Linked DNA regions of Homo sapiens: all the other regions are linked to region 1. Evidence: chromatin loops called from intact Hi-C (ENCODE). Cell type or tissue: heart right ventricle. All regions are shown on one strand. Links, peaks and the distances in the headings refer to the core of each region. The heading gives the core; the rest is flanking DNA.

Region 1 (6,109 bases), core at 430-5,429:
GGGACGGAAGAGAAAGGAAAGGAAAAGGAGAAATGTGAGAAACAGACAGGGACACGGTGGGGCGGGGAGAAGACAGACATCACAGGGGAAAATGGGGAGAAGGGACAGAGTCCGAGAGGCACAGCAGCAGAGAGACAAGGGGGAGGAGGAAAAAGAGACTCGGAAGGGAGGAGAGAGAGGAGAGGAGAGGAAAAAGACGAGAGGGGAAGTGGCTGCACGCGCGCCAGGAAAGGGAGAGAACTTTCCCTGCTTTCCCTCCCCGGGGCAGGGAATCTCAGAAAACCCCACTTCAGCGAGGTGGCGGGGACCAGGAACAGCTGCCCCGGCGCTGGTGACGCCTCTGGCCTCCGCCTCTTGCAGCCGGCAGGGCCTCCGGCTGCGAGTCCCGCACGGGCCGGCCGAGGAGGGGACATGGTCTGGAAGGAGGCGGTCCCCGTTCGTCTCGCTTTCTCCTCCCCTCTCCTCCTCTTAGAGGCGTGCACCGGGGGCATTTGAGAGGCTGTGGACCCGCGGCCCCCCCGCCTCCGCCCCCCCAGCCCCCCATTCAAGAAGCCGCTCAGCTATCCCGGCCAGCACAGGGCGCCCGGCGCGCCTCGGAGCGCAAGTTCCTCGCCTTCTCCTGCCCGCTCGCTGGGCATTATGCGGCCAAGCAGCCGAGCCCCAGTCCTCCTCCTCCTCCTGCTCCTCCGGCTCCTCCTGCGGCCCGAGCGGCTCAGCTCTCGGCAGGCGGCGGCGTTGCTCAGCCGAGCGCAGACGGGACCCTCGCAGCGAGACCTCAGCGACTCCTAAAGTCAAAAGTTGGCGGCGGGCGCCGGGCTCCGCGCGCTCTCCACGGCCGCTGCCTCGCGTCGCCGCCGCAGCCAAGGAGGGCAGGAGGGAGGGGGGTGGGGGCAGCGGAGGGAGGGGTGGGAAGCACCATGCAGTTTGTATCCTGGGCCACACTGCTAACGCTCCTGGTGCGGGACCTGGCCGAGATGGGGAGCCCAGACGCCGCGGCGGCCGTGCGCAAGGACAGGCTGCACCCGAGGCAAGGTAACCAGGCTCCGGCCCCCGGGACCCCGCCGGCCCCGACGCCGCCTCCCGGTCCTCGCTCCTGGGCAGGGGCACCCCGCAGCGGAGGCTTCTCTCCTTTTCCTAGAAAGAATTATCTCCCGCTTTGCAGCCTCTCCCTTCTTTGGGTCATCCCCAACCAATTGCTAGGGAGGGACACTATGGAAACGAATTTAGGCAACCCCCCCCTACCTTGCTGTTGCCAGATATATCCCCATCCCCACTCCCACGCCGCAAACTAAAGTAACTTAGTAATTGGGGGCACCAGATAGCGTCATGTTTTATTTTATTCAGGTTATTTATCAATATCTGAAATCATATATATTTTGACTTGTTAATTGTCTGGCTCGGAATAGTGTATCCTCAGCACCTAGCACAGGTCCTGTTACTGGCACATAGTAGGTGCTCAGCAAATATTTGTCCACTGATTAAGGGTGAAGGGATTGACTCGAATGGGCTGGAAAATAAGGTCAGAACAAAGTCCCCACCTTCGTTTTAAATTAAAGCTTAAGGAAAAATGAATTATTGGTTCATATACCTCTGCTTCTCTCCGCAGTGAAATTATTAGAGACCCTGAGCGAATACGAAATCGTGTCTCCCATCCGAGTGAACGCTCTCGGAGAACCCTTTCCCACGAACGTCCACTTCAAAAGAACGCGACGGAGCATTAACTCTGCCACTGACCCCTGGCCTGCCTTCGCCTCCTCCTCTTCCTCCTCTACCTCCTCCCAGGCGCATTACCGCCTCTCTGCCTTCGGCCAGCAGTTTCTATTTAATCTCACCGCCAATGCCGGATTTATCGCTCCACTGTTCACTGTCACCCTCCTCGGGACGCCCGGGGTGAATCAGACCAAGTTTTATTCCGAAGAGGAAGCGGAACTCAAGCACTGTTTCTACAAAGGCTATGTCAATACCAACTCCGAGCACACGGCCGTCATCAGCCTCTGCTCAGGAATGGTAAGTGGGCGCGCGCCACCTCCTCTCCCCTTCCGCCTCCTCGCCCGCTTCTAGAAGACTTAATTGTCCTCTAAGCCTAGAGACCCTCACTGTGGCGAGGCTCCGCTCCTCTCCGGCGTTAAATATCAGCTAGAAACTCGTATGGTTTGGGTAGCTAGCTCTGTGCGTGCGAGTACACTGGCGTGGAGCGCACACACCCGCCCCCAGGGGCTTCTGGATGTTTCAGAGCTTTCTGGAGTTTGGACTCGGTTCAGCGGCGCGTTGCCCAACGCTGCGAGGCGGCCTGGAAGTCAGTTTCCAAACTCGGAGAAAGTTACTGGAGTTGCGGTTCCCTGCAGCAAACTTGGCCACCCGGGAGCGGAGCCGCTGAGCGCAGGGCGGACCAGACTCCTTATTGGTGCGCCTTGCATCGGGGATGTGGGGCTGAGGATCCCCTGCCCAAGGCACTGGGAGTTCCTTCAGTGTGTGTTGTGGAGGGCGGTGCGTAATCTAGAGTCCCCGCTTTCTCTCAGGGCCTTTATTCACGCGCCAGGAACCCTGAGGCTGAACTGGATTGACAGGGAGCAGGTCCCGTCCCAGGAACGGAAGGGTGGGCCGAGGGCTCTGGGGGCGGGGGAGAAGGCGGAGCCTACCCCGGACGCTTTGAATTGGGGTGGAACCGAGAGTGGGGGTGCAGCGCAGTCCAACTCTGCACCCTACTGGCGGGGTGGCCGGGAGAAACGGGATAGTGGGAGACAGCCTGGAGAGGCTGTCCGGACGTGATTTCGGTTCCTCTGGGGTTTCTACTACTCACGGGTTCCAGGGAGTGGAGAGAGGGAGCCTGCGGCGCACGTTTCCCTAGGGACTGAGGCAGGGCGGGGAGGCCGCCTTCTTGCGCTGCCAAATAGCATTTAGCAGGGAATCCACGTTGGTTCCCCGACTCTCTGTCGACCCCCGCATGTGCCCTCCAGTGGATCTTACAAGGCATCTGCCCCCCACTTCTCCACGACATTTGAGGAGTCGCTGCGGTACGGTTCTGGCCCGAGCAAGGGTGGTCCTTGACTTTCCCAAGCGACGTGCGTTTCTGCCACGCGCGTGTGACGCAGAAACTTTCCCGGGTCAGTCTCTCCCAGCGCACGGCGCTGTAAGCGCAATGGGGTCGTAGGCACTGTGCCCGGTGATGCCTTTATTCTTCCCGAAGCACCCACAGCCCCTCCCTCCCTTTTCTAAGCGGGGCCTTGGATACTCACCCCCAGACACTGGGCTGCTCCATCAGTGCGCTGTCGTTCGTGGGTCTTAAAGTTCCCAAGCACATCCTTCCTTCTCTGCCTTTCAATGGAAGGATCGGGTGGAGAGCGTGGCAAGCCTGAAGACTGGGAGGGGGTAGTTCTAGCCTGCTGGGATTCAAGGAAAGGGATAAACCCCTTTAGCCCCCAGCAAAGCGCCCGGAGCCGTGGCTCCCGAAATGCGCTGTCGAGATTGTTTGGGGGTGGGCGGAGACGGCAGCTTGGCGAAGTGGGAGGGGGTGCTGCAGTGAGTCATCGCTGCCCCAGGACCTAGGGCAAGAGCTCTGGAATCCTTCTGGTCCTTGAAAGGTTAAGGCTCGGGTAGGCAGAAGCCAGCCGTCTGAGCCCAGAGCCTGGAGTGCCCCTAGATTCCAAGATAGTAACCCCCAATTCCAGGACCGTAGGGATAGGACTGCGTGTGTACGTCAAGTTTGTAAACAGCCTTTACTCCTCCTCTCTCCCCGCCTCCACACCCGCTGAAGCCTAGTGGCCCCAGCAGTTGTATAAATATTTTACTGCGCAGGACCTTCATTTTCATTGGCAGTTTTAGGTGGTAGTGCGCACGTGGTTTCTTTGGGAACTGAGGACTAGGGCTTCAGAAACGACTACCTGGACTGTGATAACCTCATTTATATTGCGTTTAATTCGCAGTCTGCCTCTTTTGGGGAAAAGGGCCCTCATACATCTTAAAGATATGCGTTCTGGTTCTTCGTATCTTCAGCCATTAATCTAGCTCCAAAACCCCTGCCCCTTTGTCTTCCTTCTGGAAGTTATCTCCTCCCAAGACTTCCCCTTACCACTTCTGCAGCAGTGGCATCAAGATGTTGCTAGTTCTCCGCCTAGGAGTCTTCCAGGAAATCTTGAAGAGTCTACCAGAGTCTACCAGATTTTGGAGTGGGCTGTGCCATCCTGCCACCCCTAGTCAGTTGTCAGTTTTTCTGAATTTCATCTGAGATGGGTCGCCCGCCTCTCCTGAACATCTCTACCCTAAATCTATCCCGCTTCACTTTTCTCCCCCTCTCTCCTTAGGACTGATGTCTAAGAAATATTACACTGGGCTTCTTCTCCAGTCTTTCTCCTCGATCGCTAACTCCATTTGGCATTTAAGACTATTTACAGTGCACTCACTCACATCCACATGTCCAGTCTCAGCTCCCAATCTTTCCTCCACAAATCCTGCATTTCAGGCCATGGGTTTTACACTGCTTTCTCTGCACCCCACCCTCAATCCTAGTCTTCATTGCCTTTGTGCCTTGGAATTTACTTGGTCTTCTCACTCATCTTCACATGCTCAAATCCTACCCTTCTTTGGAGGTGTATATAATTTATATCTCTTCTTTCCCAGAAGACCTTTTCATAGTTCCCCATGTTGATGTCATCTCTCCCCCTCCCCCTTCATAGACACTTCTGAGAGTCTCTCTTATGATGCTTAGTACGTTCTCCCTTGTATCAAGGTTCTTGGTACACATGTTCTATCCTTTTCTCCTTGGCAACAGGGTCAGCATCAACTCATTTTTCTCCTATATTGGAGCTTTGTATGTTGTATATACTTAGCATATATGTTTGAATAAATAGTCACCTTAACCAAGAAAAGATAACTCTTAGGCCCACCTTTGTGAATCAACAGTACAATTAATTTTGGCATCACATTGATATGATTTATTGAGCTCTTACTATTAATGTCTGCCTGGCACTACTGTAAGTAGTTTACATATGTATTATCTCATCCAAATCCTCCAAGAACCCAATCCTCAGAACAACACATTTTACTGACAAAAAAAAATCTGAGACTTTGAGAGCTGGAGACTTGCTCAAGATCTCACAGCTCGTAAGTGGCAGCGCTGGGATTTCAACCGGGTCTTTCTGATCCATGTGCTTAACCATAGACCAGAGACTGATCCTGTTCTCCTGAAGAGAACCTCAGGGTTCTTTTATAAAAAGGCACGAGACTAAAGTCAGGTTAGACTCAATGCTGTGCAGCTGCTTCTGTACCATTGAAGGGGAATTTGGGCCCAATCACTTCCTCCTTCTGTGTCTTGGTTTCCCCATTTACCAATCAAAGGTGGCAAATCGTCACCAGCTGAGCTCCCTGGCTCTTTCCCAGGACTCATGTCTCTGATAGGCTTCACATGTTGTGATATGCTCTCTGATTTGTGCTCAGAGAACACCAGAGTTGTGTATTGAACACAGGCAGAGAATAAATTTATTAAATCACTGCTTCTCTGGCAACTAGCTACTCTGTCTCTTAGTCTGACCACACCTGAGCTGCCCTTTTCTTAAACCAGGGGCTCATGAATCATGTGGAGAGCTTTTAAAACAAAAAACAAAAACATTCTAGATCCATCCCTAGAAATTCTGAATCTGTGAGTAGGGGGTAATGCCCTAAATCTAATTTAAAAACAAAAACAAAAAACCTTCCCAGGCAATTTTGAAGCTAGCTGTTTTGGGGAGCCAACGTCTTAGCCTAGTGCTGCTCATACTTTATCATGCGTAAGAATACCCTGGGAGCTCATTAACATTTCAATTCTTGGGCCCTACCCCTAGAGATTTTGATTCAATAGATCAGATTTGGGGTGGAGCACAATTATTTGAATTTCTAATAAGCTCCTGGATGATGCTGATGCGGATGCAGCTGCTGATGTTCAGGGAGTCATTTCTCCTGTGTCAATGGAAGGATGCAAGGCATCAGATTTTTTTTCCAGCACGGGAAATGAGAAAGCGGAGGAGAAGAGTGGAGCTTGATTTCTCCTCTTAAACACCACTCAGCAACTTGGCATGGGGAATTTTTCAGTGTTCTTGTAATTTTTAGTTTGGGTGGTTCAATCTTGAGGTATCAT
Region 2 (6,109 bases), core at 755-5,754, 210 kb before region 1:
TTAGATCTAACCTGGAGACTTCCATGATTGCCTGAAGGAAAAGGGTTAGGCACACTTTTCTTAGATTCCATGGTTTTGTTTGGCACTATATATATATATATATATATATATATGTGTGTGTGTGTGTGTATATATATATATATATGTATATATATATGTATATGTATATATATGTATATATATATGTATATATATATATATGTGTATATATATATATCACCTTTGTTCTTAGTAATATAACCATTTGTTTATGTGTCTTTTTCTCCAAGACCATGGGCTTGACACATGGCTTGAAATCCAGTTTTCAACACTCAACTAGCTCTGTAACACTGGGTCAGTTATTTAACTTCCATGAGACCCAATTTTTTCATCTGTATTATAGAGATATTAATATCTACCTCACAAGTATGTTGCGAGATTTACAAGACAAATGAAAACCTGTTCATACAGAAACAGTAATATTTTAAACAGTGAATATTTAAAGCACCTTATTCCTAAGAATACCAAATGAAAGCCAAATGTCTTTCATCTAATGAAGGGACCATTGAACTGTGCTATATCCATTCTACAGATACTACTAAACAATAAAAAAATTGACACATTCAACAACATGGATGAACATCAATATATTATGTTAAGTCTACATACAGTGGGATTCCATTTATGTGACATTCCTACAAAGGTAAAACATAGGAACAGAAGAGAGACGAATGGTTGTTTATGTGGCTGACTAATAATGAGCAAAAAGGAATTTTTTGAGATGATGGAACTTTTCCTTATCTTAATTATGATGGTAGTTACACAACTGTATGCATTTTTCCTTACTCATAGAACTGTACATTAAAGAACTGTGTTGGATATGTTGGGTGGATGAATAGAAGGAAGAAAGCAAGGAAGAAAAGATGTGCAACTTGAAACTTCAGGGGATTTAATGTCTCTGAACCTTTTACCAATAGGAAATGAAAACCAATGAATAGATTCTCCAACCATATACATGACCTCTCAGAAGACATGGTCCCACAAGAACAATTGATCTCACTTGATACCAAGAGTCAGCTAACTCAGTGATGCACCCTCCTGTTTGATCTTGTTCCTTCCTTGCACATTCAATTTTTTACTCACTTCTGCTTCTTGGCATGGTATTCCCTAATAAAATAGCACAGAAGTATTTGCCCCATGCTTTGCTTTGCAAAGAACTTAGAAAAAGGCCCTCTGCATGGCTATGTAACTGGGTTCTTGCCAGTAGAAATGGGGGCAGAAACTATATGTGTGGTTTTGGATTCTGGGCCTTCAACCTGTAGACATACTCTCCTTCATACTTCCTCTCCCCCTTCCTGTGAGCTGTAACCAACTTCCTCTCCCTCTTCCTGTGAGCTGGGTCATAGGACCCAGACTTAAACATGCAGACAAACCCAGCCACTTAGGAGATGGCGGAATAACAGTATGGAGGGAACTCTGGCTCCTGGAGGATCTTGTGGAAAAGAGACCCTCCCAACTTGGATGACACTTCATCTCAGGACTCTACATAAGAAATAAATATCCATATTATTTAAGCCAGTGTTTTTAGGGGTCTCTTTATTCTAGCAGCATAATTTTACCTAAACTGAAACATGTGATCTTATACTTTATCATTGAAATTGCAACAATTTTAGGGATGAAAGGGGTTATATTCATAATGCTGGTAAAGAAAAGATAAATACGGTAGACATCCTAATTACCCTAATGCAATCTTTACACATTACATGAATGTACAAAATATCACATGTATCCCCCAAATATGTACACCTATTAGGTACAAAAAAAATGTAAATGTTAAAAAGAAATAATGCTGAGACAATAGAAGTAAATTAGTCTCCCTATCTAAAAGCAACCTCAAACTTCTAAGAAGATATTTTACCTGGTTTTGTACTTATTACCAGAATTGGGAGGAAGGATGGAGAGTAACACTAACATTAATAGCAGCTAACCAAGTGGGGTTGTTGGCCAGAAAGTTACTAGTGTTTGTATACAGAGGGTTTATAGGAATTTCCATTCCCAGGAGATACGCATGTGGCCATTGGTAGCCCTGAAGATCCATGTACGTTGGAATCCTAGATAAGCCTAAAAGGATTTCTAACCTGTCTGGCAAAATGCTAAGAGTAAGAGGAACCAAGGATACCTTCATTTAGATTTGGGTGGAGAGGAACCTGTAAAGTAGATCTTGAGACAACATTCACAGGTAGACAGATATGAGGCAGTCCATGGCCCAGTATCACACCTTGGAGTTGAAGTCCTACAGCCCATTTCAGACCATCTTTGAGACGTGGTGGCCCCAGAGTGTTGCATTAGGGGCCAATTGACAAAGTGCTGCATTGAGCTTGAAAGACAGGTGTGTTCCTACAGCTAGAAATTGACTAAATGAAAATGGCAGAAAATCTAGAAAACCCTAGTGCCCCATTGGTAACTGCAGAGATGGCAGTTTGGTGAACCTCAGAGCTCAGTTCTACACCAGTTTCTCCTCTTTCCTTCCTTTCTCCCTAGATGGTCGCACACATGTCCATCAGAAACATACATTACTAACTTAATGAAACAAGTTTTCTCTTTAAAGATGCTAAGCATGCCACCAGAAAAATCAAGCCATTAGATAAACATAGAAAAATAGTAATAGTTAAGAATACATTTTTTAAAATTTTCACAGCTCTGTGCTTGTGAAATTATTTCCATTACTTAAAAATAGTGGAATGGCTTTTGAATCTTCTTTATGAGGACTAAACACTTATCCACACAAGTTTCCTTCCATTGCAAACCCTGCTGATGAGAAAGTTAGGATTATCGTTAAACCCACATGCTCAATTTGACCTTAAATCTATTAATAGTATTTTTGTTCTGTTTTCCACTCTCTTTCCTACTTCTACCCCATCTCATCACTACATGATGCAATGTAGTCTGAGATAGGCCCATATCAAGCAAGTTAAATTTTAGATAGACTAGTAGCTACAGAAAAGGCTATCTATAGGGCCACATTATTAAAGTTACTAAGCAGTTAGTTGGAGAGAGGAAATGTTAGCATTCAGATGCAAGAAATTTTAAAATCATACTTTGCCAAATAAAACTGTTTCCTTGGAGCTAAATAAATATTCTCCCAAGGACAGACCTGAGGACTCAGACAGCTGCATCTATTTATGGTTTCCCCTGTGTTTCCCTCTCTCCTCCAAATCCAATCAGCTGTACAGAAAGCAATGAGGGTTCCTTTATTAAGCCTCCCTATTCCCAGCAAGGGACAGAAGTAGTGAAACAGAGAGCCAGCTGCCATTGAAATGTTCCAGCCATCTGCTTCTTCCTTATTTTTCCCCTTTTCTGTACACATTTAAATGTTCTTCCTTGTTTATCTATTTGTAGGGAGCAGATGGAATCATCATCATCACCACCATATTACATTTACTGAACACCTACCATGTCCTAAGTACCATGTTAGTAACTTCCTATAAATTATCTCATGTAATCCTCACAAAATTAATAATGTATTATTGCCCCATTTTACTGATGGTGAAACTGAGGCTTAGGAACTTTAAGAGACTTGACAAAGGCTACACAATTATAAGTGGGATCTTCTAACCTTAAGCCTCTCTCTTTTGAAAGAAATTAGGGCTACAGTGATAAATCTTCACAAAAATTATAAAGTAGGTAAAAGTATTTTTAGCACTCTTTCCATACCCTCTTTTCAAGCCATGTCAACACTCTACTGCCCTCTACCACCTTTCCCCAAACTGCCAAGGATCCAGCAGTTCCAAAAGTGTGCTTTCTTAGTGGTGGTTGCATTAGAGTATGAGTTTCTTAAAAAACAAAGTTGAAAGATCCAAATAAATAACCTCTAAAGGCTGAGATTCAGTCCATGCCAACAGGTGACAGGGAGGGTCTTTGTAGGTTGCTGGACCTCCCCAAGGCTTCTTTGGTGACTCCCGGTAGGTAGCTGCTATTCTCAAAATTTTAACAACCCTGCACCCTTAGCAATGTCAAGTTTACACATAAGATTTCTGAAAATAGGCTCCACATCAAACTTTCCAGTTCATCAAAACCAGAACAACAATGAACATCCCTTAAGGCCACTGCTATGATTCCACAGTATTTTGAAGGGAGTGGCAAAGGCAGTTTTTTTTCAGTAGGGTAGAAAAATTCAGATCCCTGACTTTGTTATGATTCAGTGAACAAGGTGGTTGTTTTCTAGCAAATAAAAATGTATTCTTTGCAAACTCTTCTTCCTCGGGTCCCTAGGACATGCCCTCAATCTGCTGTTGAAAATCTAAAGCATTCCAGTTGGCAATAGACTTTTCTCTTGGTGGACTACTGTGAGTTGAGTTTGGACAACGATTGTTCTGTTTCCAGAAAGTCACTGGGGAGTGGGGAAGAGGGGACTTGGAAACTCAGCCAGGTGTTAGACACCTCCTCAGGGGGTCCTTTTCTGCCAGGACCCGAAATCCCAGCCCTGAAACAGACCCTGCTGACTTTCCCTAAAGTTTTGACTTTATTAAAGAGCCAGAGGCAAGGGATTTTTTTTTTTTTTTTCCATGCACAGTCCTTCAGCTCTGGAATTCTGGATCTGACCTCCGGGTTTGAGAGAACTTGAATACATCAACCTCTAAGACACGATGTAGCAATAAAGTGCTCAGTTGTTTTTCTTTCCACAGCCTTTTCTCATTTCCAGGGAGAGGTTGAATTAGAGGGGCATTTGGGATGTTACTGGGCTTGCAAGCAGGTTGTGGAAAACAATATCACCCTAGGGGTTTTTCTATGATAGGTAAATTTTTCTCCTTCACTAAATGAATAATTAATGTTGTTTTAATATGGAACTGGCCCTTAATGCAGACAATTTATATGCATGAGTGCCCCCTTTTTCTCTCAAACTAGCTGGGTTTTAAATTATTTTTTTGAAACCCACTAGAAGGACGGTATAAAATATGTAAACATTTGGGTGGTCTGTTGATATTCACAGACCACATTTGAAATTAACTAATTTGCCTTCTATGAGAAACAGACTTTAGTGCTGTTCAAAAAGCTGGAGTTTTGAAATTAAGTAGCTCAAGTTGCCTTTGCCTATTCTCCAACTTGCTTAGGTTGTTGTTTTAATGGCAGCATTTACTAATGAAGGGAAGGAGGTTGCCAGAACTCAGAACCATGACAGGCCTCCTATTTAAAGAGAATTTCAACCACCAGGAGTGAATGGGTAATTAACCATATATTTGACTCCAGGTTTTTAAAACATAGTTATTCTCTCTCTCTCTCTCTAGAGTAATGGTTCACCTATCTCTTGCCCTGGGAGGCTGACACCTGTAGACTGCATCTCACGCTCTCCTTGGCCAGCTAGCTTCAAGTTGAGTTCAGCTAGAAAACAACCCTGACAAGGAAATGAGAAGGTGGGAGAGACAAGTTGGAGGATTTCTGCCTTCCTTCCTCAAATTCTGAAACAATACTTCCTCCCCTATCTTCAGCCCAAGGGATGCTCATGACTGCTTAGGTTTGTCAGTCTCTGGGTGCCTCGCTACCTCCTGTGTGTTTCCTAAGCCACACCCTTACCTCCATTCATTAAAAAATGACTGCTTCAACGAACTTACGGGGTAGTGATGCATCCTGTTGACTGCCGGGATCCAAAAAAACACTCAACTGGCTTTTTTCCAAGAAGCCTAAGCAATACTAGGAATTGGCCTCTTTATGATGACCCCAGAGTTGGATCAGTAATAATAGCACTGGGAGTTAACAGTTACTGAGTGCCTGCCATGTTCCCACGCAGTATGCTAAGCAATGTATGGGAAGAATCTCAGGAAGTAGAGGCTGAACAAGTTTCTTAAAATAATGGGCTACAGGGAGCAGAAACCATTTAAAGGGCACTGACAGCCAAAGACTGTTTATGTCCAAGGGAAGGACTCTTCAGTAATATGGTAATACTCTTTTGAGTAATATAGTATGGAGACTAATAAAATAAAAGTAATACTAAAGGATCCTTTAAGGGGACTGGGTAAATGTGAACGAGAGGACTATTTTAGCAAAAATTCTTTCACTTAATACTTGCTACGAATTTACCATTAGCTCTCATTCCATCTAGTGGTAATGCCAGCACTATTCAGCCCCACCACTT
Region 3 (6,109 bases), core at 556-5,555, 200 kb before region 1:
CAATGTGGCCTAGTTATTGAATTACCACAAGGAACTCAATTAAAGGTGGTCTGGCTAATGAAATAGGCAACTCACAGCTTCTAGTACTGGTCCTGGTTTTGACTCTCTTACTCTCTTAATATTTACAAAGTGTGTGAATATTCAGTAATCCAAATAATTTTTTCATTAGCCTTTGAGATTTTTCTGTCTTACTTGTGTTACAAAGTATGAAAATATTCAGTAATCCAAATATTTTTTTCACTAGCCTTTCAGATTGTCTATTATGGTGTTTGTTTTGTATCTGTTTAGGTGGGCTAATTAGCATAGTTAGTAATATCACTTTGAAGGGGCTCACAGTAATCTTTTTGCTTTATTTCCAAGTTTGGGATAATTTTTCTTAGTATCTTTGCCCCTACTACATTGTTATTTTTATCCCAATTATTGGAATGGTCTTCCTAATTTTGAATGGGATTTTTTATGACCTATGATTCTCTTTTCTGACAAAGCGCCAAGAACAGCAAAATGGACGTTTTTTTTGTTTTGAGACGGAGTCTCGCTCTGTCGCCCAGGCTGGAGTGCAGTGGCACAATCTCAGCTCACTGCACGCTCCGCCTCCCAAGTTCATGCCATTCTCCTGCCTCAGCCTCCCGAGTAGCTGGGACTACAGGTGCCTGCCACCACGCCCGGCTAATTTTTTTTGTATTTTTAGTAGAGACAGGGTTTCACCGTGTTAGCCAGGGTGGTCTTGATCTCCTGACCTCGTGAGCCGCCCGTCTTGGCCTCCCAAAGTGCTGGGATTACAGGCTTGAGCCACCGCGCCCGGCCAGCAAAATGGACTTAATGCAAATCAACCTGCATGGGCCATGCATTCTTTGGAAACTCTAATGCAATGTTCCTGAAAGCAGAGAGATGCCACTAAGAAATAATCTTGTTTTCTAAAGGTGGCCTTGGTAGGGTGAATTTTTTTTAAGAACATTACAATTCAACATGTCAAGGGATTGTTTCACACAGTATTGATATTTAGCTTTTAATTTTTTCTATTTAGAAAAACAAATGCCTTCCTAGTTCAAACAATGGCTTCTTTAAGGAAAACTGCAGACAAAGTGATTAAGTCACTTGGAGCTGAACTTCCAGGCAGCACTGCTTAATATTCATGATGTTTAATTTTTAAATCTCTCTCAAATGGAATTTCCATGGAGACATCAGACTTCATCATCTAAGAGGCAAATCAGTCAAATATATCCACAGACATTATCAGAGAATACGATTCATACTGTGTGCATTCCCTAGTCAGCCACTTTTGAAGATACGGTGATAGAGTCTGCACCATCAAATAACTTACTATGAGCAAGAGGATACTGATAGTTGCTACCTATATAAACATTTGTAGAAACAAAAATGAGAGATGCCTGTGACTGTTTGGGCTGAGGGGAACCATTAGAAGCCAAGTCATATTTTCTACTTTCTCAACAGATTTGGCTCCTCTTGCTTTTTTTGTATAAAGTACTTTCAACTAAGTGAAACAAGAGGTTTAACAAAGTCTCAACACTGGCTATCATCTAAGGGCAAGAATAAAAACTCTATTTGGTTCTTGTATTCAATCACCTGACCTCCATGTCTGAGACATACTAACAGTAAACTAACAGAAAACAATGGTTAAACAAAAAACAAAACCCAGCAACATTTAGCTTGGACTGTACATCAGGGAGAGGTTAAACAAAATTTATGGTCAAAGAAGTATTTATCCAGTAAATCCTACTAGTCACCATTACAAACTTGATATTAAAAATCCCACCCACGACTGTAAACTAGTTCAACCATTGTGGAAGACAGTGTGGTGATTCCTCAAAGATCTAGAACTAGAAATCCCATTTGACCCAGCAATCCCATTGCTGGGTATATACCCAAAGGATTATAAATCAAGCTGCTATGAAGACCCATGCACAGGTATGTTTCTTGCGGCACTATTCACAATAGCAAAGACTTGGAACCAACCCAAATGTCCATCAATGATAGACTGGATTAAGAAAATGTGGCATATATACACCATGGAATACTATGCAGCCATAAAAAAGGATAAGTTCATGTCCTTTTTAGGGACATGGATGAAGCTGGAAACCATCATTCTGAGCAAACTATCGCAAGGACAGAAAACAAAACGCTGCATATTCTCACTCATAGGTGGGAACTGAACAATGAGAACACTTGGACACGGGGTGGGGAACATCACACACCAGGGCCTGTCTTGGGGTTGGGGGAGCAGGGAAGGATAGCATTAGGAGAAATACCTAATGTAAATGACAAGTTAATGGGTGCAGCATACCAACATGGCCCATGTATACATATGTAAAAAACCTGCACGTTGTGCACATTATTAAAGTATAATAAAAAATAATAATAGAATAAGAGAAATGGTGGTGTGTGTGTATGTGTGTGCATTTTTTAAATAAATATTTTTAATTCTTTTAATTATTGAAAACTAAAAAAAAAAAAAAAAAAAAAAAAAATCCCACCCTCATGTTTAGGAAACAGTGATAGAGCCAAGTGAAGATAAACAAAACTGCCCATCTGCTTTTATTTAAAAAGATATTCAACTTTCCTTATTAAATATTGTAGGTCTGTTTAGAATGTCACCAACACATGCCTTTTTGGGAAAAGAAATCCAGAAGAGAAAATGTAAGCCCTTTAAAATGACAACATACCGTGTAAAGAAGATAAACCATTAGAAATTTGATTACGCTGACTTTTTTTTTTTTCATTTCTGAAAGGGGAAGAAGGTCTTGATTGTTTTTGCTGACTATAGAAGCAAGACCTACTTCTAATCGTGTTTCTTACTGATGAAGTCTCAGAGGACAGTGGAGGAGATCGATCTTATCATGATAGAACTTCCTTTTTGATTTGATTGATACAGAAAAGCTGCAGCCTGTTGGAGGCTTAAAACAGCCTTCAGAATATACATCAAACATCTCCTTGGCCCATATGGTGCCTCTGAGTTGCAGGCTTTGAGGATTTCTTTAAACACCTCTCCTCCTTTTCCAGGCTCTGTGTCCACATCAGAATGCTCTGCATCCCCATCAGAACGTTGTGTACCATGGAGAAACAATATAAATAAATCATGTAATAAAATGACCTTTCCCAAATCACGTTTTGGCGAGAAGATGCTTTTTACAGCTGTCTCTTTGCTCTCCCTGCAGATGCCAACAACAGTGGAACTTTTACAAGTCCTACTAGAAGTTTGACATCCAGTTGAATTCAATTCTGGGGGAAGCTAAATTCAGCATGCTTCCTTTTCACATTTTTTGGCAGATTGAAAATATATACTGCCAATGAACCAGAGTGTGTACAAATAATATCTTCAGCCTTAGAGTTTGCTTGTGAAGAGAAGACAGTTCTGGGAGAAAGACCTTGAGGAGGGAATATAGAGAGGGATTATTTATTTATTTACTGGACTTGTTTATTGGCTTGGTTAAGATAGCTGATTATGTTGTCCTGGGAATTTTTGACCACGGTGATATGTAAATAAGGAAACGACTTGAAAAGTGATATGTAAGGCCTCTGATACATATGAGAAGTGATGGAAAGTGATATGAGACAGTCCCACGTATGCCAGGAGCTGAGACACAGCCACTGAGGGGTTTATTTTCTACAGGTGGCAGTGTTTTGTGGAATATCTGACAGACCACACTATTTGTCAACACAGCCTAATCCACATGTCACACAACATTTCCAGTATGTTTTCAGAATATGGCCTATTCATGTTGATTGCCAGAAAGGTCAAAATTCACAGAAATCCAGCAATACCCAAAGGGTAGGCTGTAAAGGATGAAAAAGCAATTCCAGAGAATGCCTGTCGCTTTTTTGTTTGTTTGTCTGTTTTACTCTCAATTTGCTAATTCAGGTTGTCTGGGCCACTGTATGGCACTGGAAGAAGAACAAGAAAAAGAAGTTAAAGTTATAAACTCTCTCTCAAAGCAGTTCTAGAATGTTCCTGCTCCTTTGCTGTCCTAGTCACTATAAGTTCTTTTGGAAGGAGGTGGGGAATAAAGTCATGATTAAAGAAACAATGTTTACTTTCTTCTTCTTCTCTTATAGTGGCCAAGCCAGTGATCATGTATTAGAAACCATGAGTGCTCTCTTCCTTCTCATTCTCCTCCTCCTCTTCCACTTGTTTTCCCTCTACAATTCTCTTCACTTCTTTCCCTCTTTCTCCCCCAGTTCTTCTTCTGTTTCCAATTCCTCTTCTTCTCAAAGTTCTTTGAATGTTCTCACTTCTTCTAATTCTCCTCCATTTCCTTCCAATTCTCCTAATTCTTCTCCTTCTCCTCCTTCTTCTTCTTCCTTCTCTCCCTTTAAGCCTCAGCTTCCATGTATAGTTTACTCATTTGCTAGTTTAGAAATGGAATCTGCTATAGATTTCCACAGAATCTCAGAGTAGACCTAGTAAAACTAGGCTGAAACAGAAGAGTCCATACACCATCACTCCTTCTACTCCTGCCTCCATGGCTTTCTGCATGATCAGTAAGCTAGAGTTTCTTATTTTTTGGGCCATTTCCACTAGAAATTGTTACAAACTGTACAAGGAAAAAGTGGAAAGAGCAGAGTCTTAAAACTGCAAGTGGACTGACTGTATTTATTAATGAACAACCTTTCTTTCAAACGGAAAAATAATAACTTTCTGTTTTTCACACTAATTCATTATAAATAGACACCTATTCTTGTGTTGTCACTTTCGAATTCAGTTACACCTTGCATTTAGAAGATGATAAAATATAATCAGTGGCAATTATTTAATAAATGTCCTAAAATAGATAAAAATGTTATTTAATAAAAAAATGCTTCTCATTAAAGGACATTGATCTACTGGCTAAACTCTAGTTTTGACTACGTAACATTGCCAAATTCAACAAGTTCTCATCTACAAAAATGAGAATTTCATGAGATTCAATGTAATAGGCTGACTTTAGGTAAAATGATGATTTGGGCTAAATGTCTTCAGGGTCTTCCAAGTCCTAGACTAGGGCCCACAAGGACTTGATTCTTGACTCTTATACTGAATCCATTAAGAGTCCTGAGACTTGGAGTCTTTTCTCTGTATGTTGTGAATATACGCAGTTCACATAAAGGTGACAATTATAGGTTAACAGCTAAACTTTTACTAGTCTGCTGAGTATTTGAATTGCAAGAGGAGAATCAAAGCCCTAACCCAAAGACATACAATTCTAACAGCTATATTTGAAGATAGATATGGTATTTTATGGGATTATATATTGTTGAAGCTAGAGTCAAACTTAAGTACCATTTTATACAAACCCTCCATTTAAAAAATGAGAAAACGCAAATGTAGATACACCATGAGTGTTAGGACCAGACTCTCATAGAGTGGCTGATGGTGCAAGTTTCGTTGCTACTTCACTTTCCTTAACTCTATTCCACACACCCCGTGCCTATTTTCTAGTCCTTTTTTCTTCCTGACCGCAAATTGCAGATTCTACCTCTATTCAGAAGGAGTGGGAGGAAGGAGGAATAGGAGAAAATAGAGCCATTTTCCCTGGCTCTGTAATAAACATTTTTCATTCCAAGGTAGCAAACTAAACACAAGCTACAACCTCTTCCACCAACCTCAAATCTTCCAGAAATGCCAGCAAACATGTTTGAAATGAGTTTGTACACAGGTGCACTACAAAACTAGAAAGGAACTCTCCATGGGCCATAAACTGTGAGGAATCCCTAAAAGGTAGAAATTAGGTAACATCAGATTGAGAAGTAAAACTCCAGCCCAACACATGTCTGGGACAGTCCATTTATACTCTTCCAAATTCCGTCTCTCCGTGTTCAACCAGAGCTGAATCTGACTCCCAGTCCCTCCCTCCTCAAAGCCTTCCTTGCCTTAGAACTCTCTTTACTGGCTTGTTCTACACCAGTTTTTATCCATCTTCTTTTCATCATCACGCCGTAAGAGTAAGGACTTTTTGCCCCCATGAGCCAATTTTTGCCCCTTAGGGATGGTGTTTCTTCTCTTGAGAATGTCTTATACCCCAAAGATCATCACAGAGCTTCTTTTAGAAGATGCTCTGAAAGGAGAGGTTCTCTGACTCTTCTCAAGCTATACCATGGAAGTGAACAATATTTC
Region 4 (6,109 bases), core at 361-5,360, 130 kb before region 1:
TATACACCAATAACAGACAAACAGAGAGCCAAATCATGAGTGAACTCCTATTCACAATTGCCTCAGTTGATTTTTTGAGGGGCCCTCATCAAGTTAATGATGGCATCATGTTTATCCTTAATGTCAGGGCCAGTCAGGGCCCCAACAGGAAAACAATGGTAAAGTCAAATTGGGTAATTTGAGGAGAAATTAATAAAGGAGTAATTAGCAAAGTTGAGGGCAGGGGGTAGGGACAGCACAAGGGATAGTGCCATGCTGTGAGGCTAGTAATGGTCAGGGTGCTGTGTATGCTTCTAAGCCTTAAGGAACAATGAAAGGAAGTGGTTATCAGGAGAGAGAAGGGGAGTGAAGAAAAGAATGGGAGGTGGGTGGAGAAGGCTGTCTGACAAGAACTCCGATAAGTTTACAGGAAGAGAATTTTTGGAAGATGAACTCCAAATTGAATCTATTTCCTCCCTGCATCTCTTGCTGGCTTCCTATTTCTTTGAACCTACTGTTAGGTAGAGGGCATGGGAATCAGTTACTGCAATCCTAAAAGGCCAGCCTCCCAGGGTGCTGGGCACAGAAAAGAATAGTTACGCACAGCCCAATCAGAGCTTCCAGTGCTGTGGTCAACAAGTAGTCACTATGCGTGTAATAAAACAAATCAATTTCATGCTCTTATTAGAAACAGTGTGGTTATATACAAAGGAGGAGCGGGAAGAGAGAAAGTAACTGGTATTTAGTGAGTGTCTATTATATCCCAGGCACCATTTTGGGTAATTTCCGTGTGTGAACTCAGTTAATTCTCACAAAGACAATATGCAGTGGATAGGTCACCCTCCTACAGATAAAAACATGAAGGCTAAAATATTTAAATTACTTCTCTGTTGTCATACAGCCAGTAGGTGGCTGAGCTGGGATTCATACCAGGTCTGAATGAATTCAGAGTCTCTGCTGATTGCACCATTGTATGTAATGTGTCCATGCTTACATATAATTTGAGAGCTGAAGGCTTATGTATGTGAATATTCAGTAAATACATATATACATCAATGACAGGGAAACATTTCAGGCCTCAAAGGTCAGAAATGTCATATTTGTATCAACCTATAAGTCCTCAATACACACTGGTCTAACGTTCTCCGGAATGTGCCACCCCCTTAGAAATCTCTGAGTATATTTAAACATTGCTCCCTCTGCCTAGAATGCCCTGTTCCAGCCTCCCCCTTATCCTTCAAGGCCCATCACAGATGTTGTATTTTCTAAAATCCCTCACTGATGTCTAGATTTTCAGAATTAATGGCTTTTCATCTGTGTTTTCCAAATATCTCACTTGAAACACCTACCATCATTAGGTTTTTATGAGAGTAAGTAGTGTATGTGTCTCCTTCCTTAGCCTGGGTAGTAGACATTTATGGGTTCTGCCCTCACAGCCTCTATTCCCCCTTCTTTGGGTGTCAGTATCCTGGGTTTCCTTTGGGGAACCACCCCACCCGCAAGCCCCATCCCTGTGGTTAGGTTTGAGCTGCCTCTACTCCAACTCCAGGACTGGGCACAAGATCCAAGCTTAGCCAATCAGAGCAACACCTCATCCTGGACTCAGTGATTGTCTCAGAACTGGGTCCATGACCCAATCACAGCCAATCAAGCAATGTTAGCAAGGAGACCCTGGACTTCCACTGGAATGAACAAGAGAAAGGAGCTGGGGGAGGGGGCAAGGGGAGTCTTTTTCTTTTCTTTTTTTAAAAAAATATCTACTAGAAGATATAAAATCTGGAGCCACCACATAGAGAAAGCTTGTGTAGAAGTGAAGCAGACACAGAGGATAGAGGAGTAAAAAGACTGGAAGAGGCCAAATACTGATGACATTTGCTTGAACCATTTGGTTTGGCTAGCACTGCCTCAGATTTTCTGAGAAGTGAGCTGATACATTTAAATCTTCACATACTTACAACCAAAAAATCCTAACTACAGCTACCTAACAGAGCGTCTGTTGTACTGGACATGCTCAGAAAACATTCCTTAAAGTACACAGAATCCTTGTAAACTGACATCTGCCTATGCATCCAGGTCCTAAAACTAAAATCAAGTGGATCATCAGGTTTACCCTCTTCCATTTGGTTTTCAGACAGACAGTACTTGAAACATGTTTGCTAAAGACAGACAGAACTTCACATTCTCCTCCAGCACATGACACAATCAGAGGGAGATGCATTGTGCTTAAATAATGCATGAGGTAGCAAGGGCCAAGCCTGATGTATCAAGGTGTTGAAAACTGATGATGAGCCTGTCGCTTTTTTCAACCCATCTGCTAAGCTGCCCCCATGGATTATTTGTCAGTTTCTGTGAAGGAAAATGTGTGGGATGCTGACTCTGTAGGAAAATAAAATTGGGATTTTCCTTTCTAGTGTCTTGTTATTGTCCCTTACCCAAATGCATCTGTCCCTGGGCATTCTCCCCCAACAATAGTAGATAATTTCTTGGTGAATCTGAACAGCTCACAATTATTCCCTTCATTTTCACCTAACCCAAAGCAAGGAACTGACAGAAGCTACGCTTGGAAATTTTGCAGCCCACTGGACCAAGAGTGGGAGCCTGAAGTGAGCTGGGTCATTTTTCCCCAGGAATTTGAAACTAGAGCAGAGATAGAGAACAGAATGGATTCCGTCATTCCACGTGGTTGGAGCTCTAACAGATGGCCTGGGGAGCTGTGGGTGGGCATCCTTCCCCACCATGCGGGATGAGGAGCAGAGATGGTGAGTCTGCTGAGGCAAAGAAATAAAGCAGATGTGCAGATAGAAGCAGAGAGGAAGAGCATGTTGCCTATTCTAGTATTTCCTGAGCCCTCGCTGTATTTCTGCTTACACTTCCATTGCACAATCTCTCCATCTTTACACTAGATCCTCATTTTGTGAGTGAGCTAACACAAGTTGATGTCTGTTCCAGGCAATCAAGAAAAAAAAAAAAAAAAACCCTCATACATTAGCCGAAAAATTCTTAAGATGGGAAATCACCCAGGTGAGAAGAAATATCCCAGTTGAGAGAAACAAAACAAAAATTATCAAAAAGAGTTGGCAACAGTCATTCCAAAACCATTAAAGAGACGTCACTCAGCTCTAAGAAGAGAAAAATAAAGCTTCACAGTCGGCCAGCTGTGCAGAACTGAAATAGCATGGACCTACTCCATGAATTCACATAGTTGCTGAAAGTGAATTCCTTCCTGCAGTCTTCAGTCTTGCAGCTGAGCTATGAAATGTATTCCCAGTTTAAAATTCCTTTCCAAGTGCTATCCCATGACTTCACAAAGTTGTCTGCACACAAGAGCAACTCTCAAGCTGAGAGATGTCATGTTTGCATCATCGCTGACATGTAGACAAGTATTCAGATGGCCCATTAAGTAAATGCCCCTTGCAAGTATGGGGCACATCTGCTGGTTTGACAGCCTTTCTCTGCCTCTATAAGTTGGAAATCCCCAGCCTGGCTCATTAAAGAGAAACAGGCACGATTATTGTGTCAAAACACATTAGTGTATTTTATTCTGCCATTGCAGTTGCTTTTTGGCATTTGATGAAGCTAAAGAGATTTCAGGTTATGAAATCTGCGTTTCCTGCTTGTCTTTGTTTCAAAATTATATGTGGGATGATGTGGAAGAGGAATGTCAGTTAAGCTTCTGGACAATTCTCCCCAACCCACGAATGAATTGACATTCTTATAAAAAAAATCTGTCCCTGCTCCCTTTTTCTTGTCTGTTTGCTGAGCAAATGAGCTATTGGAAACAACAGAAAACATGTCCCTTTTTCTCCTCCAAAAAAAAGATAACCTTTCCCTTACTTTAATTGTAAGATGATTATCCGTATTATTTGACATCCTTTTAAAATATCTGGATAAAAGTGCAAACAACACGTTAATGAATTCTACAGATGATACTAAATTGGGAAATGCTGTTTTTCTTATTAATGACAACAATATATCAGGCAGCCATACCCAACAATAGCATCTGTGAGAGGGAAGGATGAAGTAGAGAAAGTCACATTTGTGACAAAGGCAGAAGGAGCCATGCAAAATATTAAAATTAAAATATAAAACCCAGATGTGTGAGTAGTGGACAGGTGAGCCTTGAAAACTTGTCAAACTAATGTGGCCATGTAATGGATGGACACTTAGAGAACTGCGTGCCCTGGGGACTGAGAGCTGAGCTATTTTTAGTTCCACAAGTAGAGGCATTGTGTCTCAGAACAGATAGTCTTTTCTTCCAGAACTTTAATAAGACCGCACCTGGCATAGGGTGTTCAGTTCTGGAACAGCACCACATGATGCACAAAAAAAAAAAAAGAATCCTTATATGTAAGATTTCAGGCTTTCTTTTTCTAGAAAGTAATGCAGCCACTTTTTTTTTTTTAGTAATTCCTAGCAGTAAATTGGCTGTTTTTACTAATTTGGTTCATCCTTGAGAGTATGAAAAAAATTGGATGCCTATTAAGCACCCCAGAATGAACACATTTAAATCTAAACTCTGGTCCCTTCCCTGATACCTCCACTGAAACCTGCCCTTTCCTCAGTCTTCCTGGCCTTGGTTCTTGGAATTCCATCCCTCCAGTTACCCCGGCTTTAGAATAATCCTAGACTTCCTTGTTTTCCTCAAACCCCAAATCCCATATATCAGCAAATCTTGGTAGTTCTAGTTTCAGAATAGATCCAGAATCTGACCATGTCTCACAATCTCCACTGCTACCACACTGATCACCAGGATCCCTCTGATCACGTCACTTCTCAAAAGTCTCCAGTGGCTTCCAAATCAGGGTGTCCAGGCCGGTATGATGCAGTGTGGCACTTCATACCTCTTAGATCACATCTTCTACACCTGCCTTGCCCACTCAGCTCAACCACACTAACACGCCGGGCAGAATCTGGTTATGTCTTTATAAATGCGATTCCCTGGTCTTAGAATTCTCTCACCCAGATATCCACATGGTTCACTCCAAAATCACCTCTGTAGTAAGGCATTTCCTGACTGGGAAGGGAAACTGCAGCCCACACTCACACCCCAGGCCTTCTCCACTCTCCCTGCTTTGTCTTTCTTCATTGTCCTTCTTATCAGCCAACGCACTATATATTTTGCTTATTTATTCATTGTTTGTCTCTCCCATGATATACACACCCAGAATATGCATTCCTGTTGTTTGCTTTTGTCTGTTTCATTCCCACACCTAGAACCGTGCCAATTGCACAGAAGGGGCTCTGTAAATATTTGCTTGGAAAGCTGAATGCAACTGGATGCCTGCTGCTAACGTTCATAATCAAAACACTTGATCAGAGTGAGCAAATTCTAAAAAGTATCTAAGTTCAAATCCAAAGAGCAAATCTATGGCAGAGCTAGGAATAATTTCAAAGTAACTTCCTTTGTCCATACAATGCAAGTACACTCCTTTCAGAGGCTAAATAGAGTTTTCTATACTGGCATCATCTCTAGCTAGAATATTGATCTGAAATTTGTTTAATCAGAGGGAATATATTTACAGAAGCATGTAATAGCTAAGGTAAATAGGCTTTTAAAAATCTCAAAAATGGGCTGTACGCAGTGGCTCACACCTGTAATCCCAGCATTTTGGGAGGCCGAGGCGGGTGGATCACCTGAGGTCAGAAATTTGAGACGAGCCTGGCCAATGTGGTGAAACCCCATCTCTACTAAAAATACAAAAATTAGCTGGGTGTGATGGTGCATTCCTGTAATCCCAGCTACTTGGGACGCTGAGGCTGGAGAATCGTTTGAACCTGGGAATTGGAGGTAGCGGTGAGCCAAGATTGTGCCACTGCACTCCAGCCTGGGCTGAAGTCTCAGAAAAAAAAAAAAAAAAACCCTCAGAAATATGGACAGCAAAGCTTGGAAAAGTGAATCTAGTGGAAAGAGTACTCACTCACAAATTAGACAAGAGCTAACGGATCTGTGCCCACCTGTTTATCATTCATAACACCCCTAGAATGAATGTAGGAACTGTTTCTATATTGCTTATAAAACTAGTGCAGACAAAGTGGGAATAATTTGCCCAAGGTCCAACATCTCTTCCTATATGCCCATCAATGACAGAGTGTATGAAGAAAATATGGTACACATACACCATGGACTACT
Region 5 (6,109 bases), core at 386-5,385, 480 kb before region 1:
TTCTGATCCCAAGTTATAAAGGAGCTGATTGGGACTCAGCTAGGGAATGATAATTTGATGTGCTTGTCAAGAGAACGGCTATTCTGCCAGGCTATTCCTGGGCATGTTCAAGCCTAGGTTGGAGGACTATTGTCAGGGAAGTTGTGAAGGGAATTCTCATACATTGGGTAAAGAGATGAGGGTGCAGACTGAGAGGGGAAATGCGGCATGTTGGGGAGTGACCCGAGCAGAGGTTGGACAAGTAAGCCGGGGTCATATGTTATTATAAGGATTTGTTATTTTAATCCTAAAGGCCTTGGGAAGCATTTGAAAGGCTTAAAGCCAAGAGGAACTTACATTTTTTGTAAGATTAAATTGGCTTCACTTTAAAAAACAGATCCAAATGGTTGGCCGGGTGCAGCAGGACCTTTTAGGAGGTCATTCCACTTATACCATTGACATGGGAGAGCTAATGATGGCTTGAACTAAGCCACTTGATTAAAAGAAATTAACCAATTTAGACAATATCATCCCCAAATGTCTAGTCCGCCAAACTCTCATTCATTCCTCCTGCCTTGTAAATTATCTCCATTGCTCATCACTTTCAGCTGGTCAAGAAAACTTGGGGCGGTTTCTAAAGAAGCCATTCAGCAAATATTGACAGGCAGGGAGGATTAGGGCGCAAATAAGTTATTTATTAAACCCTGTCCTTGGATGCACAGAAGTTTGTGGGTGACAGGATTGTTATCTCTTTAGAGAAGATGGAGAAAGGCAGATACCAAGGGCTAGGTTTGCTGTAGGGAAGAGGTGGAAGAATTGAAGTTACCATTTGTTCCCAAGTCAGGCATCTCAGGGAAGTAGAAAAAGCTATGAACTGAGAATCAGTAGATTCCTCTTTTTAAATTATGGGACCTTGGCCATGTCACTTAACTTCCTCAGTTGCTTTATCTAGAAAGTAGACATTCCTGCCCTGTGTTTCTTATAGGATTACTGGGAGGATTCAATAAAATGGCACATATGGAAATTCTTAAAAAGTCACAAATCATTCTATACACACTAATTGTCATGTTCAGTCATCGAGGTAAGAGGCACTTTACGGGTGCAAAGGGCAACTTTACTGAGAAAGCATGCTCATGTTTTAAAATCTCAGTTTTCTCAGGATCTGAGTATCATTCCTAGTATCTGATTATACTTTCCACTATAAATTGCTACTTAACTTGCACTTCTGTTTTGGGGAAGCAGTGCTATCCAGTGTTAAGAACATGAGCTTTAGAGTCATACAGATATAGAGTTAATTTTCTGCTGTGCAATTTGACATCTTTTTAATATTTAACTTCTCCAACTCAGTTTTCTCTTCTGCAAAATGGGTCTATTAATAGAATGAACTTTATAAGCCTGGTTTGAGGATTAAAAGAAATATTACATGTAAAGTTGTTAACACAGTCGTTAGCCCATGTTAAGAGCTCATCACATGTTAATTATTATTTCTATATCCTTTAAAGTTTTCAGGGTACTTTCTAGCTCCATTTGCTAATTTAATTTTTCTTAACATTATCAATAGGTGGCTGATTATTATCCATCTTCCTTCATTTGTCCACTTAGGTAGGTCTTGCATGGACTACATGAAGGGTCTTCCACCTCCCTCCACCTAAAAATTCCTTGGGAAATTACCTAGGAGAAAGAACCAAATCCAAAAGAGGCAGAGACAGCTGATTTTTCTAAGGGATAGTGAGAGTAAATGACGTTAGGCCAGTTCAAATTATTGACGTCCCCAGGGCCACTGAGCACCCAGAACTATAGTGAAGTTCCCAGCAGTCCTTGCATCATCAGTGGTGTTCCCTCGTTGCAGACCCATGGGAGAGCACGTAGGTGCCATGTTCCTAACGTGATGCTGACGCACAGCTTTGCAAGTTTCCAACCAGTTACCGGGAGGCAGTGGGCTCTGGGCCAAGCTGGGACTCATGACATCACAGAGGAATCTCGGCACTTGAATAGCTGACAGTGTCTGCCTTTGCCAGCTATGCACTGGAAGTTGGAAGGGAATTTGGCCTCCAGAAAGCACATTTTTACTCCAGCCTGGAGCCTGTCAAAATCAACACGAGACTCTTAGCAACTACAGAGTTATTCTGCTAATTGTTGCCGACACTTAAGAAAGTGAGGAAATGTTAAAGGGCTGCCTCCTTGTCCTGAGTAGCAACGCTGATCCTCTCTAAGCAGATGGACCAATAATTATTCCCATCAATAAGGGGCAAGTGCACAGCTCTGCCTTCTGGTATCTGACCTAGGGGTTCTCTGTGTTGTTTGCCAAAGCCGAGGATGAGAATAGAGCAAAAACTGTAGGGGGAGCTATTTTGTTTTGAATGCAGAATGTAATCTGCCTTTTTGAGTAAGCAAAATATTAAAATTCTCAGAGTCTCTTTTGGAGAAAAATTTTACTTTCTGGGATGTTAAGAAAACGCTATAGAAATAAGCCTTGTTCACAAGATAAGAAACATCATATAATATGCATCAATATGAATCTAAATTAGAAAATGAATTCCCCCAGTTATTTCAAGTGATATATGGGCATTTGGTGGTTGAAGTGGTGAGAAAAACAGACTTGGGTTCGGATCCCAGCTCAGCTGTTACTAGCTGAGTGGCCTCGAGCAAATTGCCTCATAGCTCTGTAATATGGAAGTAGACTGCCTTGCCACACCCAGAGTTCTTATTTGGATTTAATTTTACAATGCATTTAAAGCTTGACAAGTAGCAATTGTTCAAAGAATGATTTTTTCCCACCTCCCTTATTTCTCTCAAGTGTGAAATATCATACCCATTCATATCTATCTATGAATTATGGCCAGGTGTGGTGGCTCATGCCTGTAATCCCAGTGCTTTGGGAGGCCGAGGAGAGAGGATCATGTGAGAGGCCAGGAGTTCAAGGCTTCAGTGAGCTATGATTGCAGAACTGCACTCCAGCCTGGGCAATAGAACGAGACCCTATCTCACACAGAACAAAACGAAGGAAATAATTTTGCTTCTCTGATTGGCTTCCTGCTTTTTTTTTTTTTTTTCCGAGACAGAGTCTTGCTCTGTCACCCAGGCTAGAGTGCAGTGGCACCATCTTGGCTCACTGCAATCTCCACCTCCTGGGTTCAAGCAATTCTCCTGCCTCAGCCTCCCGAGTAACTGGGATTACAGGCGCCTGCCACCACGCACATCTAATTTTTGTACTTTTAGTAGAGACAGGGTTTTACCATGTTGGCCAGGCTGGTCTTGAACTCCTGACCTTGTCATCTGCCCGCCTCGGCCTCCCAAAGTGCTGGGATTATAGGCGTGAGCCACCTCACCTGGCTGGCTTCCTGCTTTTTCTATGGACAATGTGATTAGGTATATAAAACAGGGTTTGTAGTCACAATGAGTTCTACCGTGAGGCTGAGTATCCTGCAGTTATTTCTTTGATAGGATGGTTTGAGGATGAAGCCTCTGCAGAACAGTGTTTGATGCTGCTGGACAATGTATTTGTGCCCAAGCCCATGTCAGGATGAAAATCAAGACAGAATGGCATTTGCTTCTTTGGAGAGGCCTGGGTAGTGACTTGAAAAGGATCCTGGAACAAAAGTATATTTCCTGGCATACCAAGGATCTATAGTTGTGGCAGCTCAGGGACTGCTCTGTTCCTTAACCAGACATAATATTCTTCTCAGGTTAAGCCTCCGTCAGAACCCAGAAGGCCACGAGGTACAGCAAGCCAAAATCTCAACTTCCAGTGAAACAAGGATTGCCTTTGGAATCTGTTTTCTAAATCACAAATGGGGGTTACTACAAGGCTAAGAAAACTATTAATATTAGTAGTTAACCAATAAATGGAAACAAGGGAGGAAAAACAATACAGATCTGTGAAAGACCAGCAACATATCACAGGGGAAAACATTTTGCTGCTTCTTCCTCCTTCTGCTGTGCTGGGCCGGGATCTCTTAATAAGAAGCCATATCCTCTCAGGATATTACCTCAGAGACTATCAGAAGCCTTGCTCAGAGGTTGCTCTCTCACATTTTTTTTCTCCAGTCACATTTATACAAGAGAATTCCATATTTGACAGCACACTGGTACTTCCCTTGTTTAACAAAGGCATCTTAATTTTCCATGACGGTAACATTTAAGTTACCATAAGTTCAGTCTTAAAATAATTGTTACACTTAACGGGTATTCTTAGAATAAGGCCGGAAGGAAACAGAAACAATCACTCCAATTCCCTCATTTTATAGGTGACAATCTGGGGGCCCAAGTTTAGTGCCTTTTCAAAGCAACACTATGTCTGGGCTCAGGGCTGGGTTGAGAAGTCAGATTTATATTTCCACACTGACGCTCTCTGACTTTGCCTTGTCATCATTTAGGGGTGGGTAGGTAATAGAAAACTTACAAGTGTTAACAGGGGTTTAAGTATAAGAGAATACTACCAAATAGTCCCACTGTGGAAAATCATGATACACAGAATTTTATGAAGGAGGGATATCATGAGGTTTACACAAAAATCGTGAGGGTTACATTTTACAGTTAAAGAAAATGTGGCAAAGAGAAGTTTAGTGACTTGCCCAAGGCAACATAGCTAATTAATGGAGCCAGGATTTGAACTCATTGTATCTGGCATATTTGGTACAAGTTAGAAATTAAGCTGGAGTTGCTTATAGGCATTTATGTTATTCCTTGAGGTTTACTCATCGTACTTCACTGGTCTGGGGTGAAGCTTGCACTTTGGGAGCACATGGAGAAGGCTGGGATTGGGAATTCTGCCTAGCCTGAATGTGGAGAGTTATCCAATGTTGTCTCCATTTCTGTATCACATGAGTGAATAGGTTGGCATAACAGAAAGACCCTAAAGAATTTTGAGATCTGTTTGTATTATGGTGGGGACTGTGTTATGCTGGGACTGTTTCCTCTTCTGTCTCTCTGCTTTCTCAGAGACCCTGCCTTAATGCCCCAAAGTGGCAATCTTCACAGCTCCTCTGATTGGACTAGGGGTAGACAAAAAATGACTTCTTTCAGAATCTCTCGCCATGGATTTTGAAATTAGCGTGAGTTTGAATTAGTTTCCTTTGGAGAGATGAGTTGGAAAGTCACATAGACTTGTGATCGGAAGTCACCATCTTAGGGATGCTGTGGTCATTGATGTGTTTTTAATCAGAAAGTAACTGCTTAGAGAGAAACAGGAGTAGATGAATGAATGAATGAATGAACGAATGAATGGGTTCAGTCAAATCCAATGAGGCACAATGAAAATCTTGCTTATGCTTCCTCTTCCCCCAGCTATAAAAAGTACTTGAGCCTTGATTTTTCAGGTGTCACTACAAGCTTTAACGTCTCAGGTCCTGACCATAAAATCAACAGAGGAAGACAGAGTGGAGATAAGGAGTAAAAATGAGTCCAATGACATCATTTGGATCCTGAATTCATTTGTGCCCTAAGCCAACATCTACCCTGAACGTTTCTGATAGAGGAGAAAATATCTTCTCTCTCTCAAGTCAATTCAAGTTAAGTTTTCAGCCCCACTCAAGATAAAGAGTTCTGACATATGAACCTCATATCGCCAATACGTTTCTTTGTTTTGCAGGCTGCCCAGCCAAACTTCAAGAAAAAAGGAAAAGAAGTGCTGGGTCAGCTGCCTTTTGATGGTAGTTGTTTCATTTATTATTTTCTGTTTTGTTGTTTTTGTAAAGAACATGTAAGAAACTCTTCAACTGAATTCCACATGGTGCCTAGATCCTAATCCTTCTGAAGCAAAAAATGTTTTTCTGTTCTCTGGGTGGTTCCTGGGATACTGCAGTTCCAAAAGAATAAGACATGGAAAAAGTTGGCCAGAGTTAGAAAAAAAAAAAAAAAAACAACAACCTGAAGAGAGGGAGTAGAAATGATTAAAGCAAAACAAAACAAAAACTAAAAGTGAGTGAAAATGGATATCCATGAATTAAAAGCAGTACACATGGAAACAGAGCATCTCTCTTTCAAGTTAGAGCCCTGGCATTGAATACATTGACTCATTGGCTACAATCAGCCTTGACTGAGCTCCTTTGTTCACCTCTAAACTAATCACTATGGCTCCAGGGATGTGATGCTGTAATTGATCAGGCTTGGATCACCTGACCACATGTGG

Evidence for each region. Hi-C counts contacts between places; a loop is a spot of excess contacts. Peaks named below come from ENCODE experiments on the same cell type or tissue, not always from the same donor. Only the 100,000 strongest peaks of a DNase experiment are listed, where the experiment ranks them.
Region 2: it touches region 1 in a loop (4-fold over the local background); 30 of 110 quality-filtered maps call a loop at or near these places.
Region 3: a loop joins it to region 1, with 11 times the contacts of the local background. A loop is called at or near these places in 8 of 110 quality-filtered maps.
Region 4: a loop joins it to region 1, with 3 times the contacts of the local background. A loop is called at or near these places in 10 of 110 quality-filtered maps.
Region 5: it touches region 1 in a loop (5-fold over the local background); 46 of 110 quality-filtered maps call a loop at or near these places.

Annotation. Positions count from the first base shown.
Region 1 is chr3:64,682,466-64,688,574 of GRCh38, reverse strand. ADAMTS9 (ADAM metallopeptidase with thrombospondin type 1 motif 9) reads left to right here and starts at 575. Exons shown (of 40, transcript NM_182920.2): 1 at 575-1,032; 2 at 1,607-2,007. The coding sequence starts at 918. It overlaps ADAMTS9-AS2 (ADAMTS9 antisense RNA 2), which reads right to left and starts at 3,705. Exons shown (of 6, transcript NR_038264.1): 1 at 3,237-3,705. RefSeq lists an enhancer at 3,007-3,508. In heart right ventricle, for the core only: CTCF peaks have their summits at 751 and 2,709; DNase peaks (open chromatin) are centred at 464, 2,594, 3,034, 3,554 and 1 weaker place; H3K4me3 peaks cover 3,981 bases; H3K27ac peaks cover 4,829 bases.
Region 2 is chr3:64,893,803-64,899,911 of GRCh38, reverse strand. The region is part of intron 4 of ADAMTS9-AS2 (ADAMTS9 antisense RNA 2); the gene reads right to left. The region is part of intron 2 of LOC105377124 (a long non-coding RNA gene); the gene reads left to right. Among named protein-coding and RNA genes, the nearest start is that of ADAMTS9, 210 kb to the right of the region's middle. In heart right ventricle, for the core only: a CTCF peak has its summit at 3,729; no DNase peak of the experiment used is centred there; H3K27ac peaks cover 5,000 bases.
Region 3 is chr3:64,881,782-64,887,890 of GRCh38, reverse strand. The region is part of intron 4 of ADAMTS9-AS2 (ADAMTS9 antisense RNA 2); the gene reads right to left. The region is part of intron 2 of LOC105377124 (a long non-coding RNA gene); the gene reads left to right. Among named protein-coding and RNA genes, the nearest start is that of ADAMTS9, 200 kb to the right of the region's middle. In heart right ventricle, for the core only: no CTCF peak of the experiment used is centred there; no DNase peak of the experiment used is centred there; H3K27ac peaks cover 2,008 bases.
Region 4 is chr3:64,812,633-64,818,741 of GRCh38, reverse strand. The region is part of intron 3 of ADAMTS9-AS2 (ADAMTS9 antisense RNA 2); the gene reads right to left. Among named protein-coding and RNA genes, the nearest start is that of ADAMTS9, 130 kb to the right of the region's middle. In heart right ventricle, for the core only: no CTCF peak of the experiment used is centred there; DNase peaks (open chromatin) are centred at 2,651 and 3,309; H3K4me3 peaks cover 578 bases; H3K27ac peaks cover 3,437 bases.
Region 5 is chr3:65,166,681-65,172,789 of GRCh38, reverse strand. All of the region lies in intron 1 of LOC105377127 (a long non-coding RNA gene), which reads left to right. Among named protein-coding and RNA genes, the nearest start is that of LINC02040, 5.2 kb to the left of the region's middle. In heart right ventricle, for the core only: a CTCF peak has its summit at 2,325; a DNase peak (open chromatin) is centred at 1,909; H3K27ac peaks cover 5,000 bases.